Linked DNA regions of Mus musculus: region 2 is linked to region 1. Evidence: chromatin loops called from intact Hi-C (ENCODE). Cell type or tissue: gastrocnemius. All regions are shown on one strand. Each heading gives the region's core, and the rest is flanking DNA. Links, peaks and the distances in the headings are about the cores only. Region 1 has its middle 7.3 kb from the start of Gm34584. Region 2 overlaps 2610027F03Rik (a long non-coding RNA gene).

Region 1 (9,067 bases), core at 335-8,334:
GTGATCAATGTGCCAGTCAGCAGAGGCCCTCTGGGATTAGGCTACCCCAGAACAGGTGGATCTGGTTTCTAAGCTGGGCTCTGCATCTTGCTGGAGGCTGGCTGTTAGAAAGAGATCTTTCAAAGACCCAGCAAGTCTTTCCCTGAGCTGGGGAGGGCACCAGACAATCTAACCTAGCCCAACCAATTTGGCACGCCAGGAGCAGCTGATAAGCAACTGATTTCCCACAGCACCGTGTCCTGGGATTCTGTAAGCCTCCACCTCTCAGAGTGCCAGGGTGGGCACCTTGGAGCACATTTGCCATCCTTTGTGTGAACTCAGAGAGAAAATAAGAGAACAGCTACATCTTGAACTTATGCTCCTCTTCTGCTCTGTGTCTTCAGATCTATCACCCCTGAATGGTTGATTGCCTTACAAAAGCTCTATGTGTCTCTGAAAAGGGATTAATTCATATATATAGATTAAAAAAAGAAATTCACTTAAATACTGCATACAGATAAACATACCTAAATGGAGAAGATAAAAAATAAAAAAAGACAGAGAGCAATGATGTCAACTATTAACCTCTGGCCTCCAAACACGTGGGCACATGGGTGCATACAACACACAAATGCAGACATGCACATACACTACACAAGCCCACCCACTGTATAAAGTGAGTACATTACTCCTCCAAAGTATGGTTGAGGGGCAGGTCTTGACTGTAGATATGAGGGAGAGTAAATCAGGAGGCATCTAGAAGAGTCCAGCACATGATGAGGAAAGTAGTAGGCTAGGCATGGCCCTGAGAGGGAGCAGGGAGAAAGAGGAAGAAAAAGCAAAGACCAAAAGAGAAAGGAGACCAAAGGAATATGGAACTGGAATGGCAGATCTATAAAGGAGTGAGAATCTGGGGGAGGGGGCACGAGCTGGAGAAGTTAAGGGTAGGGAGCAGGTGACAAGAGCCAGGATGCCAATATAGATTCTATACCAGGTATTTGCAATAGTGAAAGAACCTGGAGGCCGGCATGCACGTTGATATGCTAATAGGCACCAAAGCTATCTACTTGTCTTGAGTTTCTTTTGGACCTGTCACCCACCCCATGACCAAACACAGAAACCTTCAATAACTCTCACCACTGGCAGGATCAAGCTAACAATCTTCCCCAGTAATGACAAGGACTTTGTGATCTGACTGGCCATTCATGCCTTTATACTTTTATGCATTCGATGGTCATAGTTTTGCCTTCCACAAAGCCTGGAGAACTTCTCATCATTCAGGGTCCCACCAAGGCACTTGCTCCTCTTTATACATCTCTAAATCACCCACTATCATGCCACAGCTGTGCATATAATGAGTATAAGGATCACACATAAATAGAATAGGTATGTCTTTCATAGCTAAGGCTGTTTATCTACTCTGGTGTAGTATCTCTGCATGTGTAACACACAACATAGTATATAATATTCCGAATAACTGATTGGCTTGAAGAGAGTAGCACTGTTTGGGAATTCAGATAGAGTTGGTTGCCCAAAATAGGGAATGAGAACTTTCTATCACACATCTTGACTTAGGGTATGGCATCTGCCATGGTCAGCATTCATTTTTAACATGACAGACTCTAGAATCCCCTGGAGATGGGTTCCCCAGACATGCCTAAGGGATCATGTCAATTGATATGACAAGATCCATCTTAATTGAGGATGGAACTATTCCATGGGACAGGGGTCCTAAACTGTGTAAATGTAGGACGAGAACTTAGCAACAACATGTATTCTTCACTCTCTCTTTCCTGAGGGTGTGTTTCTTGTGACCAGCTGCATCAAGTTCTTGCCACCCTGACATCCTTACTGTCATGCATTGTACCCTTGAACTATAAGTTAATATAAATCACTTATCACTTAAGTTGCCTTTGTCAGAATATTTTACCACAGCAATAGAAAGGAAATCAAGACAGTATCCTAGTGGGGTGGCAGGCTGGGCCAGAGGCTGCCACTTAGTAACTCTCTGAGACATTCATTCCAGGGCTGAGATGACAAATGTCAGACACATCTGTCATGTGCGCATTCTGCATCCTGCATATTCGAGGCAATCTGCATCCCAACTGTGAAGTCGAATGGCAGACTATATTCCCTAGCCAGGGCTGTCCACGTTCACATTTAAGACTGTGTTGGTCCAGGATAGACAAAAACATGGCGATGGTCATGGAGCGTGAGCAGCCTTCACACAGTGTTGGCTTTGATTTTCCCACGTTCTCCATTACTCTGGAATCATCACAAGAATTTTCTGGATTCCTTTGACACTGCCTCATAATTCTAGGCATCTATCATGACTTCCATTTCTGTATTGTTCCTCCTCCTCCTCTTCCTCCTCCTTCTCCTCCTCCTTCTCCTCTTCTTCTTCTTTCTCTTTCCACCCTGCCCCCTTCTGTGTATTTGTCTGTGTGTCTGTGTCTCCCTGAACTCTTCAACTAATTGCAGGTAATAATATCTTCTCTAAGGGTCAGTATCTAGGAGAGACCCTTCCTAGCAGCACAGCACAGGCTAGTCTACCCTGTCCTCTGCCTCAGCCCAGGAAAGCCATCTTGGGTACCATAAGGAAACCAGCCTGTAGCTCTCCAAGTTGAGGGACTCCATTGCTGTTACTCGTGTCCCTTGGGACTGATCCCAAACTTGGCTGTCCTCAAACTCTGGTCTTGGCTATAGTCCACTAGGACATGGAAATTAACAAAGCAGAACACCCCATTTGGGGTCTGGGTGTCTCAGATGTTTCCTGCTGCCCGGGGAAGATTTTCCAGCCTGGGCAAAGGTCCATCAAGCCTGAGAAATTTGTCTGAATCCATCAAAGTCATATTGGGACATAAAACACAAAACCCTTCTCCCCAGCAGGAAGGCTCCTGTCTGCCAAGACGCCAGCACGCCCTGCCACCAGCAATAATTGCCAACAAGAATAGCAGACCGTGTAAGATAAGAAAGATTGTAAGCTGTTCAGCCAACTAGAATCGTCTGTGCTAATGACTGGCAGGCATCACAGGTGGGGAAAGAGACCTATCCCTCTGAATTTCACCTGCTACCCTTTCCCACTCTGAGATCTCCTGTGTGTGTGTGTGTGTGTGTGTGTGTGTGTGTGTGTGTGTGTGTGTGTGTGTGTGTGTGTGTGTGTGTAGGGCATAGGTCAGCCTCAGGTGTTTCCCCAGGAGCTCTACATCTATGGTTTATTTGGTTTATATATTTCTTTACAGCGTGTCTCTCACTAGCCCTGAAACTGGCTGATTCTGCTAGGTGGGCTGTCCAGTGAGCTCCAGGGACCCACCTTTCTCCCCGTCTCAGTGCTAGGAGGGGTGGATTCTGGGCATCAGTCTCCAGTTTTCCTCTTTGCAGGGCAAGTCTCTTACCTACTTAGCCATCTCCCCGGCCTACATCTAGGATTCTTCCTTCCTCTTACTCAGACCATGTTCTCTAAGTTCTTCCATTCTCACTCTACTCAAAATGAAACCTTGGCTAGCCTGCAAAAGGAGCTATTAAAGAGAATTGTTGATATTTACCACTTTACTTCTTTCTACATATTCCCTAAAGCCTTGTAGGAGTGTCCAACCCTTTTACACTGTGTTGTCTATAAATGTGTTGGACCAAATTCACAGCTATCCTAGGACACATGGAATCCACAGGTTTCAGGTTAGACATGGTGACTAGAGTGAACTTGACTTGTTTGAAATAGCTTGAAAGGCCGTTGTCCAAGGAATCCTATTCCTTGACAAAATATCCACATAGAGGGAATTCATATTAAATTATCAACCCTGGAAAAAAACTGAGCCATAAGGTAGATAATGTCTGCCCTGTGGGAGGGAGAGGCAGGTTATAGAGTAGCAGGGTGTGAGGGAAGGCTGAGGTAGAAAGGGGGAGGGGAGGGATGAAAGTCCTTTTGAGCAACTTGTCTGTGTGTGTGTGTGTTTGTGTGTGTGTATACTCTCAGACAGGGCTTCATGTAACTCAGGCAAGCTTTAAGATCACTGTGTAAGACCTTGAACTGTCGAACCTCCTGTCTACCTCTGTAGTCATGGGATTACAGGCATGAGAGCAGGTGTGGTTTTGGTTTGCTCCTGGGATGGAATCCAGGGCTCTGTGCATACCGGACAAGCACTCTACCATCTGAGCTGCACCCTCAGTCCCCAGGGTTTGGGGAAGATGTGAGACAAAGCCAAGCAATGTAAACAGGCGCTGGTGTTTACATGCCTGCTTCCACAGCTAGCAGGAAGGTAGGAAGGGAGAGCTGTGGACAGCAGGATTGGCACTGAGGGCATGCTGTGGAGTCAATGTCTTCTGGGGATATTTAAGGTCATCCCATGTCATATGATCCCACAACCCCACTGCATTGCCACCTGAATGGTGGCAGTATGATTCCTGTTTCCAGGTCTTTTATCCAAAGAGCTGAAAACAATACAGAGAATGACAAAATGCTAAGTAACTTACTCAGAAGCAAAGCAAAGAGTAGAAGCAGACAAAAATATACTGCAAGAGAGTCATGGCCACAGCAGTGAGGATGCAGGGCCTCCTTTTATGGGGAATCAAGAGAAAGAAAAGTTTGGTTATTAAGGAGCATAGAGAGGGTAGTTCTGTGTGTTGATTGGTAAGTTACGTTATAGATTCATTTTTCTGACTGTGAATGTCCCTTCTCAAAAGGAGTCTGATTTTAATCACATGCATGCCCAGTTATGCATAGGCATGAGACGATAAATAGGAAATTCTCCCTAAAAGTTCACTTGCAGGATGTGGTTTGGCTTACCACCCAAACCCAGTTCACATAGATTGGCCTTTCCATTCTTCCTGCACAGATATATTGAGAATACATCTGAATAAAAACAATCTAAGTTTGATTCTTGTTAGTGGCAGAGAAACTTAAGCTTCAGAGAGGGATGGATGTATAGCCAGTTGTGGATAGGGTTCGAGGAAGCTCTGAGTTTCCTGGTGCATTGTTCAGAGCTTTCTCTCTCTCTCTCTCTCTCTCTCTCTCTCTCTCTCTCTCTCTCTCTCTCTCTCTCTCTCTTCCTCCCTCCCTCCCTCTCTCTCTTCCCCCACTCTCTCTCTCTTTCCCATCCCCGTGTGTGTGTGTGTGTGTGTGTGTGTGTGTGTGTGTGTGTGTGTATGTGTGTGTGTCCCCGTATGTGAAGTAAGATCAGGAAAAAGAACTGGGCTGTCAACTGCAGGGTTTTCAGAAGAACAAACTGTGCATAGTCCAAATTTTGTAGTGCCCCAGGTTGCATAACGAGGTGTCCTCATCCTCATCTCTCCAGGCTCAGCTGCCCACAGCCAGACTGCTTGCCAGTTTCTAGGCTCCCCACCTCATGCTTCAATTCATTGATTTGTTTGCATTGGCATGCTGTGTTAATCAAAGAGCGGGAAAGATAACAGAGTCTGGACAGTGCATAGGGACTAGGTGGGAACAGGAGAGAAGTAGCCCCTGGCAGGACGAATACTGAGGGCAGATGCCCACAGGACAAGTCCACTGGGCCTCTCTTAAGGGACACTATAGCAGGAGGGATGAGTGCAAGGTGGGGATTAGGAAGGTGGGGCTCTGGGACTGCCCTGGTTCCATGCTGGGGATCCTCCTAAGCTTTGAATTGGGTTTTACCCTTTTGCAGAAAACACAGAAATACTTGCTTTGCTCTCATGCATTATCACTGTTTCCTTATCCCAGTAAGGAGGAGGGATTTCCAAGTTGGGTTTAGTGGTCAAACATTTCTTGAAGTCAGGTAGGCTCAAAGTCCTAGAACTACTTACCTTATGCATCTGCCTTTACATAATTGAAGAGTCCCAGGATGGAGAGCTGTGGAGACAGCTAAACACACACTTTCCCTCTCTTACCCCTCCTCAGTGTGACCAGAGGATAGCCTCTGGCTCCTTTCATGCAATTCGTCTCTACATTAGACTGGACCATAGTCAGAGCATCCTTTTAAACTGAGTGACTCCAGGCTAGTATTAGCCCCAGAATTCCCTCTGAAGTTCCCAGGCAGGGGCCTGATGCCTGTTCCTGCTCTCAGCCAGGCCGGTAGGTTTGCTGCTGGGTTTAGCACTGATTTGTGGTCTGCAAGCTGATGGCTGCTTGGATACTGGTACTCAGCAGTCAAGTGAGTGAGGAAAGACTCTGAGATAAGAAAAAAATGACTCACCAGTATTTATAGTGAGTTCCAAGAGTCCAGACAGCGTCCTAAGAACTCTTCCACATCTGGCCAGGTGAACCAGCAACGTGGGGTGTGTGGCCCAGGGCCTTGGACAAGTGAGGATGTCCCCAACAAAGGGAAGCTTTGAGTTCCTAGAGGCTTGGGCTAGCCACTGGCTCCCACCTGCACAAGCTCTGTGGTTAAGGCAAATGATGTCCTTTCTCTCTAGGTTCCTTATTTCATGGGACAACCATCAGAAGCACCATCTCAGATGTGCTTGCCATGAGGATCAAATGAGATGCCATGAGAAGATGACACAAGACGTCCAAGCTCTGGGAAGCTGCTGTGAAATCCATACAGGGACAGGGAAGCTGTCAGAGGGAATTTGGGGGCTAATACTAGCCAGAAGCCATACAGTGTAAAAGGATGCTCTGACAGGCAGCTGACAGTGAGCAGCTCTGCACGGGGACGTTAGTTAAGAGGGCTTGTGGACTTATATTTTGTTTCATCTGTGGAGGGAGGGGTATGTATGTGTGAGAGCAAGCATGTGTGTGCTGCAGGATGCTAAGGGCAGAGGACAGCCTCGGGTGTCAACAGTCTCCTTTCACTGTCTCTGAGACAGGGTCTCTGCTGTTTGCCTGTTTGCACAGGCACCAGGGTAACTGGGAGCTACGGGGAATTCTCTCATCTGCACTTCCCACCCATCCCTCCACAGAAGCACCGAGAGTGCAGAGGTGTGTACTATCTCATGAGGTTCACAACGGGTTCTAGGGACCTAATGTCATGTCCTCATGCTTGCATGGCAAGGGCTTTACCTATCTCCGGAGCCCTTGAAGCATATATTTTAATTGTTACCTGCTTATCTTAATGTACATTAAAATATATATGAGATAAAACCTGTGGTGTGGTGTGGTTTTTACCCTCTGGCTAAATAACACATACAAAGGTAGATATTTTAAGGCCTCTGTGGCCAAGATGCAGATACTCATCAGTGCCCAGAGTTTAGGAAGCACGGGCAGAACATAGAAGCTGCCATTTATGTCACCATTTACTAAAGCTCAGCCATGGGATGTACCTTTGCTGTTCCCAATCCCCAGCACCAGTGCCTGACCTTATCCCACATCCCACGATGTGAGCATCTTAGTTACATTTTTGCTTCAGTAAGAAAAGCAGCATATGGGAGAGAGGGCTTGTTTGGCTCATAGTTCAAGTGACACCATTAGGTACAGCAGGTGGCACATACCCTAGTGTTCAAGGGCCTTGTGAAAACCTCAGAGCAAATCTTGACAGGATCCAAACGTCTGGCATGTCTGTGAAGGATTACCTGGACTGGGTTAATAGAAGCGAGAAAATCTATCCCTAACGTGGACAGCACTGTGTCATAGGCTAGGGTCCTGGACTGAATAAAGAGGAGACATGGAGCTTGACCTGAGCCTTCAACTTTCTCTGTTTCCTGACTGTGAACACAAGGAGACCAGACACCTTCTCCTGTTGTCATGCCTTCCCTTCATGATGGGCCGTACCCTCAAAGTGTAGCCAAAACAAACCTCTCCATCCTCAGGTTGCTTTTGGGAGGATTTTATAACTGTGAGGATTAAACTATCACACACAAAGGCTCTGGGAACATTATGGGAAAGGGGCTGAAAGAGTGCAAAAGCTGGATGATCAGACAGTGTGCCGTGAGATTGTGTCTCCCAAAAATTTCAGAAGCTACGTGCATAAAGTCTCACCAACATGACTGCCTAAAGCAAGGACAACAGCAGTAACCATGTTAAAGTAGATGGGGAAGCTCATGAGGCCTCAATCCAGACTAAGAACTACAGGCAGCTAGGGAGTGCCCAGTGGGAGGAACAGTCGTCTCCAGAGAAGGGCAGACCTATTGATGTGTGTGTGTGTCTGTGTGTGTGTGTATGTTTTGATATCATGTGCATATACATGCATAAAATATCAATTAATGAAAAGAGAGGTCATGAATTTGGAAAAGATCAAGAAATGATATATGGGAGGGTTTAAAAAGAGGAAAGGTAAGGGGAAAATGATATAATTATATTATAATCACAACAATAAAAGAAAAAACTTAAGTTTGGAGTGCATATTTGTTATCCCAGTTCTGGAGAAGCAGAGATAGGCAGAGCCCTGGGCTTACTGGTCAGGCAGTCTAACAAGTAAGTGAACTCCAGGCCAGTGAGAGTTCCTGTCCTGTCAAAGAAAACAGGTTGATGGCTCCTGGTAAGCAACACATAAGGTCACTTTGATGGCTTAAGTCCAGGCAGAGTGGTGCAAGAGGAGCTGAGAGTTCTATATCTTTATCTGAAGGCCTCTAGGAGAGGTCTTCACTGATACCCATGTGGTTAGGAGGAGGGGCTCATTGTCTACCTCCACAGTGACACACTTCCTCCAACAATGTCACACCTCCTAATAGTGCCACTTCCTGGGCCAAGCATATTCTAACCACCAGTTACCTTCTGAACTCCTCATGTGCGTATTCAGTTGTAGATGCATGCCTCACCCCCTATTCTGTACCTTCAGTTTCGTTTTTCTTCTCCAGTGCTCATCATGGGTGCACAGCATCTCTCTACATCAACTGGAGCACACAGAATCTCCCTTACTGCAGACGTAGCCCCAGGCTCAGTGGCATAAATACTACACTCCCTGAAAGCAATCTGTTACATGCAGAATCAAATGATAAATGAATGGATGAAGCAGAAGCATCCCAGGAAGTGCTCCTGTCACCACACATGTATGTGTCCCCGACTCCTAGCCCAGAACTGTCAATAGTAAGCTCTTGTTGCAGTCATTAAACAAATAAAGGCAAGAGTGTGAAAATGCCTTTGTAACTGAGGGGCAATCACACATGCTGAAATATTAGACACGCAAATATCCAGAAGTCTAAAGGCAGTAATTAATACTGTCAGTGCTGAAAGAGAACC
Region 2 (9,067 bases), core at 291-8,290, 83 kb after region 1:
TTCCATACACTAACAGGCACATCCATCATCCTTCCTTCCTTCCTTCCTTCCTTCCTTCCTTCGCCTGCTTTGCTGTTTTATTGGAGTTTCATTGTCTCAGGGGGAACATGAAAGGGGAAGTTACTGGGTGGGAGGGGCAGGCAATCGTGCACTCCACAAGGATCTCACAGGAGAGACAAGAGCTGGGTGTAGCTGGTAGGCTCTGGTTATGACTGTTCACAGCAGCTGGGGAGGCCAGTGCCTGTGTGGTCAGGGCTGTTAAATGCCTTGAATCTCACCTCTGGGTAGAGACACTGTATTTTCATTGGCAAAGCTTATGTTGGTCCCCAACTGTGGTTCTCCTTTAGTTTTATAGATCTTGTAATTGTCATGGACACTCCCACCAATGCTGGTCGTTGAGCTGGCTGCCATCCTGGCTGCTGGTGTGGTTTCTTAATTCCCTCAATTACTAATTAAGAAATCTTTATGTACCAAGCACCGTGCTGTTTCTATAGATTTCTATCTTTTCCCTATCCTCAGAGATGGAGCTGATGGGTATCTTTTAGAACTACTATTCAGAAATCCTTTTAAGCTGGAAAATAATAATGTTTTTCTAATGAAAATTATAAGCAGACCAGTTTGGAAAAATGAACATTAAAAAAGTAAAATTAAAAAAAAAAAGGAGCAACCTCTTGGGACTGATGGAATGATGCAGTAGGCTTATCATCAAGCCTGATGACCCGAGTTCAGTTCCCAGAAGCCACGTGATGAAAGAGAAGATCAAATCCTGCAAGCTGTCCTCTGATCTTAACACACAGAATGCACAGCGCACATGTGCATAAGCACACACACAAATAAACAAATGTAATTTCTGAAAGCACAATAGACTATAAGCTTACGTTCACATTCTTGTTTTGCGACTAATATTTGAAGAGCTGGTGGGATTCAGGTAGCCCCTAAATACAGTTCTCAGTTTCTAGATGTATAGTTTGCACCATATTCTTCCAAGGTCACTTTTAGCCATGAAATTCTATGTTCATCAGATAAATGTTCTTCAAATTAAAGGGAGTGTCTCGGAAGCCATTTTTTATCAGTGTTTATCAATACAGTAGTCTGATTCCCCCCTGACCCTCCTTATACCATTTCTAATAAGAAAAGTACCAGCCATGTGTGCAGCACATGGGGTCTGTCCAGGGGCCGTGAAAGATACATAAATTACACAAGTGAAAGACGCAAAACACATGTTGACACATCTCTAGTCCACATGTACTTCTTGGTTACGGTTTAACGGTGCTTAATTTTAAGGGTTATTCAGAAATCTGTTTAAAGTACTTCCCTAGAAATGTCTTTTAGATGGGGTCCAAAAGGTCCTTGGATATAAACAAGTGGAGTTGCCTGTATTTCTGTGATGGACATCACCCAGTAGGGGGGAGGAGGATGAGGAAGAACTCTCAAGTCTGTAATAGAGTATTTCACACCTTGTAGCATCTAGAAACAGTCATAGCAAAGCAAAGAATAAAAGAATGTGCACATGGGGGTTAGGGGTCTGCAGCCTCACCTATGAACCCATTATGGGAAGACACAGCAGGTCCATCTGCTTCCACCATCAGCCCCCATTTGGGGCTCCCTCCTCTAGTCCTGCATATGCTGGCCACACAAGTCTAAGTTCGTGCCCTTCCTGTTTGTTCCCTTGGGAATGTGTCTGCTCATTCCGGAGAGACCTGAAGAGCCTCGCTTCCTTTAGGAAACTCTCCCACTCCTCTCCATATGGATGGACATTCCTGCATCCTTGTCCTTCCTCTCTCACTTTCTGGCACTACATCCATTGTCCCATCTGCCATGTGAAACAGCATTTGTTTCTCATAATGAGTAACAATTATTGAGGAGGGATGGAGTCATAAATGTGCTTTTGTGATCTGTGGAATTCCTGGTGTCTGACATGTTTGCTAATGATTCTTTGGGCCAATGAATGAATGCCTGTTGACACCCAATGTCAGATTCAATTGGATCTTTGACCTTGAAGGTTCAACGGGAGCAGCCAAAAGTCAATGTCTGTTTTGAAAGCTTAGCTCTGTGACTTTTCCATCATGGAAAAACTCATTGTTTTATTTGAATGAAAAAGCTATAATTTTTATTAGATATTTTCTTGATCAAGGAAAACAATCTGGCTTGCTATAGCATCCCATGTCATCAGCATTCTGAGGAGTCTATTTTGTGTGCATGTGTGTGTCTATGTGCATCTATGCTTGTAACATCAGAGGATGGATGGCCTCAGTTGTACCTCGGAAAACACTCACTTTGGGTGTTGTTGTTTTGTTTTGTTTTGTTTTGTTTTGTTTTTTAGACAGAGGCATTCCTTTTCCTGGAGCTTCCTAGCTAGGTTAGGTTATCAGGCCATCCAGTGCCACAGACCGACCCATCTCTGCCTCTCTGACAATAGGATTATAAATACATCTCCACATCCAGTTTTTTTTACATGGATTTTAGGGATCAAATTCTTGTACCTTACTTTACTGACTGTCATCTACCAAGCTCATGCTTCTCTCTAGAAGAGTTTGCAATGAAGAAGTATATGATATTGCCCTCAAACTACTTGCTTACTGATTAAGTTGAAAAGAAAGCACCTAGAGTCCCCAAACTAAGGAAGCAGAGATAGGTGGATTCCCTGGACTTAGCTATCTGCCAACCTAGCCTACTTGGAGGATTCCAGGCCTATGAGAGACCCTGTTTCAAAACACAAGGTAGCCAGCCCATAAGGAATGAGAGCCAGGGTTGTCCTCTGATTTCCACAAACATGTGTCCATACATACACTTGAACATGCAACATATGTGCACACACACACACAAATAATATACTGCCTTTTGGATACTTAACTAGTTCTTAACTAATTTTCAACTTAAGGGTGGGACAAACGCAATCTATAACAAGTAAAACCCAAACTTCTGAAATTTAAATCTGGGCCAAATAAATCCTTTCCTCTTCTTATGTAGCTTTGTCTTGAGATAATTGTCACAACACCAGAAATAAGCTAAGCTAAGCCACAGGACAGAGTGAAGACATTATTCCACTCAAGGCTAATTTGGCGAACAATGAGTTTGATTGAGGTTACTAACAAAGCTTCGGCAGCTTACGTGTCCTCTATCACTGAAGAAAGTATCCCCTCTAGCCCCCATTAACTGCCTAAAAATTAATCCAAAGTGGAGCAGGTCCTTAGGATCCCTCCCCTACACACATCTCCAGCACTGAGCTTGAATGTGTCTTCAGTGCTGGACACTTTGATATGTTTAATGTTTGTTGGGATGCAACCCCATGGTCCACCAAGGAGCAACCATACTGGTAAGATAAAATAATGTGTTAAAATTAAGCTCATTAGTTCCTTTTAGCTAAGTAAAGTAGGAAATTTCTATTATATTTCCATAGGAAGGTGATATTCAAAAGTCTTCTTTTCCCTCTGCTAGGCACCTTAGGTCTGGGGTCATAATCAGGAAACTCTTGAAGGACCAAACATCAAAATATCCAAAAGGACATTGTCTCATGGAGAATGGACAGATGCCCAGGGAGCCTATAAACCTTGTCCAGAAGTCCAGTTTATGGACTTCATGTCAACCACCATGAGTTCCTGCAGCTTCATTTCTTCCCTTCTGTTTTGTCTTTTAGATGGAGGTGGGGGGGGGGGCATGTTGAGGTGCAGGGTGTTGTTTGTGTGGGGTGAATGTGCAGAGGCCAGAGGAGAACATCAGGTGTCTTGCTCCATCTTCTTCATCATTTTCCTTGAGACAGTCTCACTCTCTCAATCTGAAGGAGGCTAACAGCCAGAAATCCCCAGAGATCCTCACTCCTCTGCCCTCCACAGAGCTGAGGCTTTCAGGTGTTCACCTGTGCCCAGCCTTTGACATGGATGTTGAAGCTCTGAACTCAGATTCTCATGCTTACAGAGCAAGAATTCTTACCCACTGAGTCATCTCCAGCCCCTCTTCCTTCAGCTTTGGCTACGTTTCCCTTTCATGGATGGAAATAAGTTTCAGGTGTTGGTGCTTTCCACAAATAGATAGGACTGCTTAGAAAGGGCTCGTGGCAGAAGCCGTGAACTCAAATGTCCATAAACACCAGGCATGTTACACAAGTGAGTGAGACAGGCCATATAACTTTCTGAATACAGTTATGTTCTTTTTGGATACTAAATAGGAATTTTCTTTCTTCCTCAGAGAAATATACTCTCTCCTTTTCTTTTTGAAACTGATGATGTTCTTGGCCATTCTCTCAATTTTCTGCTTTTCTTATAAAAAGAATTTCTACCCTGCTCTTAACTCAATTTAAGAATTAAAAAAAAAGTATAGACGCAATGATAAATTGCAGCTGACACTTGCCTCACTGTTAGGGGCTCCACAGGAAGTTATGGGACTGTGCAGAACTGGGGAACACGGGACTCACTCACAGAAGCAGCCCAACTCAATTTCAGGTTGTGCTGCCAAGTGGTAATGCAGGGGCCTGCTGAAGCCAGGTCTTATTTTTCAAGAGAAGCCAGAAATTTGTATATTTATATGAAATCTTCTAATTTTCAAATGTTGCCAACTAATTCAAAATATTTTTAAGACCTAGTGTGAGCCAGAATTCTGCAATCCAAGCAAAACAAATCTACAGGCAAGGTCTGGCTCATGAGCCACCAATTTGCAATCATTGGTCCTGAACTAGACATTATGTGCCTCAAAGGAAAAGGGGGGAAAGCAAAAGAAAAGGAAATTAATGTTTTTGAACACTTACTCTATGCCTGGAACTTGGTCTCTGCCCTCATTTAATCAGCCCAGCAGCTTAAGAAATATTGTTGGCCCCATTTTTACTGAAGAAACAATTAGATTTGAGTTCAACGACCTGCTCAAAACAACTCAACTAGAGACTTTCAAACCAGAGGAAGTTGCCTATTTCCTGTCCCCTAAATACATCTTCATCTGTGTGTCTCCTGTTCTCTCTGCTCTGGGCGTTTTACTTTTAAGCCCAAGTCCTTTTCTGATCACCCATTCTCCCAGGCCTCCCCAGTGTCCTGGGTCCTCATTTACACACATACATTCTTGGTGGTCTTAGCCGTATCTTTATTGTATGTCTCACGGTTGGCAGGAACCAGAATCAATGCTTGGTAGGGTCAACATGGACTAGGACTTGCACTTAATGTAGATGTGATGGTGTTATTTTGTATATGCCATTTGGTTATGTTCACAACTGTTGGCTTGTCTCCTCAGTCTTCCTTGTAACCATTTTAGGTGTGGGTTCTCTTCCTCTTCTTGGTCCCCTTCACCTGAATGGTAAATGTTTTGTTAACAATGATGGCAAAAGGCCCCATTGGGAAGAGGAGATGGGTCAGATAGTGAAGTCCTTGGCATATAAGTATACTCTGCTAAGCGTCCAGAACCTACATAAAGAGTTAAGTGTGGTAGTATGCACTTGTTATCTCTATGCTATGGAGGTGTAGTCAGGAGAATCACTAGCCAGCCACTCTAGTCTACTAGGCAAGCCTCAGGTCCCAGTGAAAGATGTCATCTAAACTAATAAGGTGGATTGCTCCTGAAGAATAACATCCAAGGTCAACCTCTTGCCTTTACATTTACATGTGCCTGCACACACACACACGCAAGCATTCCTAAAACACACACACACACACACACACACATACACACACACACACACACTTATCCCTTGTTGCCCACTTTCATTGCCTAATAGCCTAAAATCCCAAGAACCCCTTTCCTTTCTCTCTTACACATAATGAAATTATATATGTCCAGACCTGACTGTCCCCATTTAAGCCAAGATAAGTAACTTGCTATGGTTTACGTCTAAATACCCACCCCAAAGGAATATGCCTTTCAGAGTTGAGGACTAGAGAGAAGTGATATCATTGGGGAAGAGTTTGTCATTGAAGGGAGCATGAGGACCTTACTTCCTCCTCTTCCTCCTTCTCTCTCCCTGTGTATATATATATATATCCAGGTACATACATGTTAATTTGTGTGTGGTACACATGTATATATGTGCCTATGCATACAGAACCCAGAGGACAACCTCAGCTGTTCTTTTCCAGGATCCACCCACCTTGTTTTTAGACACGGAGCCTCTCTCAGGACTGGAACTCACCAAGTAGAGTGGGTTGGCTGGCCAGTGAGTACCAGCCCTGTCTCCACTTCCCCAGCACTGGGATTGCAAGTGCATGCTGCCATGTCCAGCTTCTTCATGTGGGCTAAGGGATCAAACTCAAATCTTAATACCTATGCATGGAGTTTATTTACTCTCTTTCCTTAGGCCCAGCACCTCTTCTTTCTTTGCTTCCTGTGTGCCATGAGATTAAAAACACTCCTCATCAGAAGCCCAAAATTAACAGTCATCCTAACGTGGGCTAAAACTAAGACTTTTAAAGGCATCATTCCTTCTGTTGACTTTCTGGGGAATTTTGTCACAGGGGTGTGAAGTTGATGAACAGCCCCCTCCACCCTGTTTTCCCCACTAGGCTTCCACCTACTGAGGTTCACCCAGGAAACTAAGTAGCCATTTACACGCACAGTGAGGGAAAGGGGTGTAATAATAACACAATATATCTTCATGTGCTCCTGAAGCTACAAAGCACCTTCATGTCATGTATTATGTTTGACATACAGTACAGGCTATCACTAGCCAAGATACATTACACTGCATGCATTTTACTGATGAAGAAGCTGTGGGCAATAGAGGCTAGCAGCACTGAACTCTTTGACGTGGGACCCATCTTCTTGTGGTGTCTGTGCCCTCTTCTGCTATAATTTTTTAATCTTCTGATTTGAAAACTTCTACCTCTCCTCAGTATAAAACTGAAAGGATACTGTAGAAGGAATGGATGGCAATGTTCCTAAGTCAAACTTAAGGACCTCTTGACCGGCCGCTCCATAGTCCCCTCTTCCTTTGCTCTGGGTGTATATCCATGAGGGAACAGAAGCAGAACCAGACACATTAGTGTGTGTTGCTTATGTACTTATTATGTTAGTAGAATTTACTCCATCACCAGTCACTTAGACATGATTTTCCAAATTCTAACATTCCATCCAAACCAAAAGACTTTCCCATTTTGACATATAAATATTTTCTGTAATTTTACAAATAAAACTCATGGTATGGTAAACATCTTTGAAGACTGAAGTTTGGGTTACATCTGTGACAAGATTGGCTGTGTTCAAGTCAGTACAGCTATAGCCTAGTTTATATCTCTGAACATACTTAGGTTGCATTGTGAGCTGGGCTACAGATAGAGGACGAGCGTGGTCATCTCATGAGCACTGGATGCTGGGAACACAGGAAGCAAATGTTAGGAGAGCCGCTCTCAGAAAAGCTATTGTTTTCCCGTGGCCCCTGCCAAATTGAGGAGACTTCTGTTGTCCACAATTGTTCTGCTTCCTCCTTGGGTTCAATCCCATCCTCTTTGTGGCAGCCAGGAAGAGTTATGCCTAAGGTTGTGCCTCTGCCGTTACTGGATTCCTATAGCTTTCCAGAAAAAAGCCATAAAGTGCCAGAAAAATCAGAATGAACATCAGGGTCTGTACCATGGCAAGAACTCAGTAAATCTCCTTCCTATCCACATGTCCACATTGTTACTCTTTAGACCAGGTGGTCACCGACCATGACACACCCTGCCAGGCAACGCATGCCTAGTGCACTAGTGACAGGGTGACTATGAAGCTCACTAACTGCTCTCTGACTGGATTTAAGGCCCACTCTGCAGGAAGGAATCCTGTGAGACCAGTCGAAATCCCATGGCAGGGGAGATCATAGGTCCTATGGGAAAATAAATAGCTGTGCTAAAATAAGTAAGTTCTGAATTATCTTCTGTCTCCTGAATGTGGAGATTCCCTAAGTACAGTGCCCTATTCTCTTGCTCCAAGCCATAACATCTTCCAGCACAGGGCCATTCCTTTGGAAAGGGGGATTTTATTGAGTACTAGATGAGCTGATTTCTTATGTTTAAAAAAAAAAAATCACTCAGGACCCAAGCCCATAATCAAGCCAATCTCCAAAGAAAATGCTTGATCAGAGAATGTCACAAATTTTCAGGGCTTAAGCCAGAGATGTCATCAAAATTTAGAAAATGTATCAGAAATAGAGTTTGAAAACCATCACTCCTTTATTCAAGGATGTGCATGAAATCTCCCCACCCTTGCCCTTTTGTTGATTTTTTTTTCAGCTTTGAATGGGGCCACCCAAGTTCTAAAGACGCTGCCAGCAGAGCTTGATCAGTTCTGGTTTAGGGCGGCTCATGGTAATCAGCTCAACAGGACCCTCCTCAAGCCGGCTGCATTTCTCCTCCTTAAATGGAAGACAAAACAAAGCCAAAAGTGAACAGACAATCCAAAGGAGGCTCCAAATGGCAAGGCAGAAGCAGGTGACACCTTAGAAGAACATGTGTCCTCCTCCCCTCCCCCTTCATGCTCTTTATGCCATGCTCACACTGAACCCTCCCTCACACAAGCTGGCAGGCAGTTAGGCAGACCTTCCTGGACCTATAAAGTGCAGCCAAGAACTTCACAACTTGGAACATGCAAGTCAGTCCTGGGATGAGTGAGGTCAGGTTAGAGGCAGCCAGCCGGCTCATGCCACTCACTTGATAGCTCCTGGCCTCAGGGGTAGCTGTCTCTCTTTCCTTGCCTCTGACTTACCTTTCTAAATAGGGAGAATCCTAACTGCCCTTGACTCTCCTACTACAACAAACCATCAGAACAAACCTCTCAAGATGACAAGAAGCAATGACTTCAGGCATTCTCAAAGCTCTTGCTGCAGATCTCACACGAACAGAGCACTCATAGAGTGAGATATCCCCCCCCAGAATATTCTGTGTCGCCTATGCTGAGAGTCTGTCCAAAAGTCCAAGCTGATGCCATGTCTCTGATGATGCCATTGCCCAAAACAAGTTATCTTCATTGTATCCTCCCCCTTGCCTAATTTAAAACCTTTGGCACATCTCCATCCCCTGGGCCAAGAAGCAGCCACCTTAGACTTTCACAGGAACATTGTGTTCCTGCCCTGTGGGGCCAAATGCACTCTCTGCCTCCATGGTTGCCCAGTGGCTCACTCTCA

The links. A loop is a pair of places that touch in the nucleus more often than their neighbours do. Peaks named below come from ENCODE experiments on the same cell type or tissue, not always from the same donor. Only the 100,000 strongest peaks of a DNase experiment are listed, where the experiment ranks them.
Region 2: it touches region 1 in a loop (2.2-fold over the local background); 2 of 42 quality-filtered maps call a loop at or near these places.

Annotation. Positions count from the first base shown.
Region 1 is chr1:120,845,826-120,854,892 of GRCm38, reverse strand. No RefSeq gene overlaps it. Among named protein-coding and RNA genes, the nearest start is that of Gm34584, 7.3 kb to the left of the region's middle. In gastrocnemius, for the core only: no CTCF peak of the experiment used is centred there; DNase peaks (open chromatin) are centred at 2,834, 3,266 and 5,323.
Region 2 is chr1:120,762,594-120,771,660 of GRCm38, reverse strand. It overlaps 2610027F03Rik (a long non-coding RNA gene), which reads right to left. Exons shown (of 3, transcript XR_001779385.1): 3 at 8,094-8,299. Among named protein-coding and RNA genes, the nearest start is that of Gm29345, 39 kb to the left of the region's middle. In gastrocnemius, for the core only: no CTCF peak of the experiment used is centred there; no DNase peak of the experiment used is centred there; H3K27ac peaks cover 177 bases.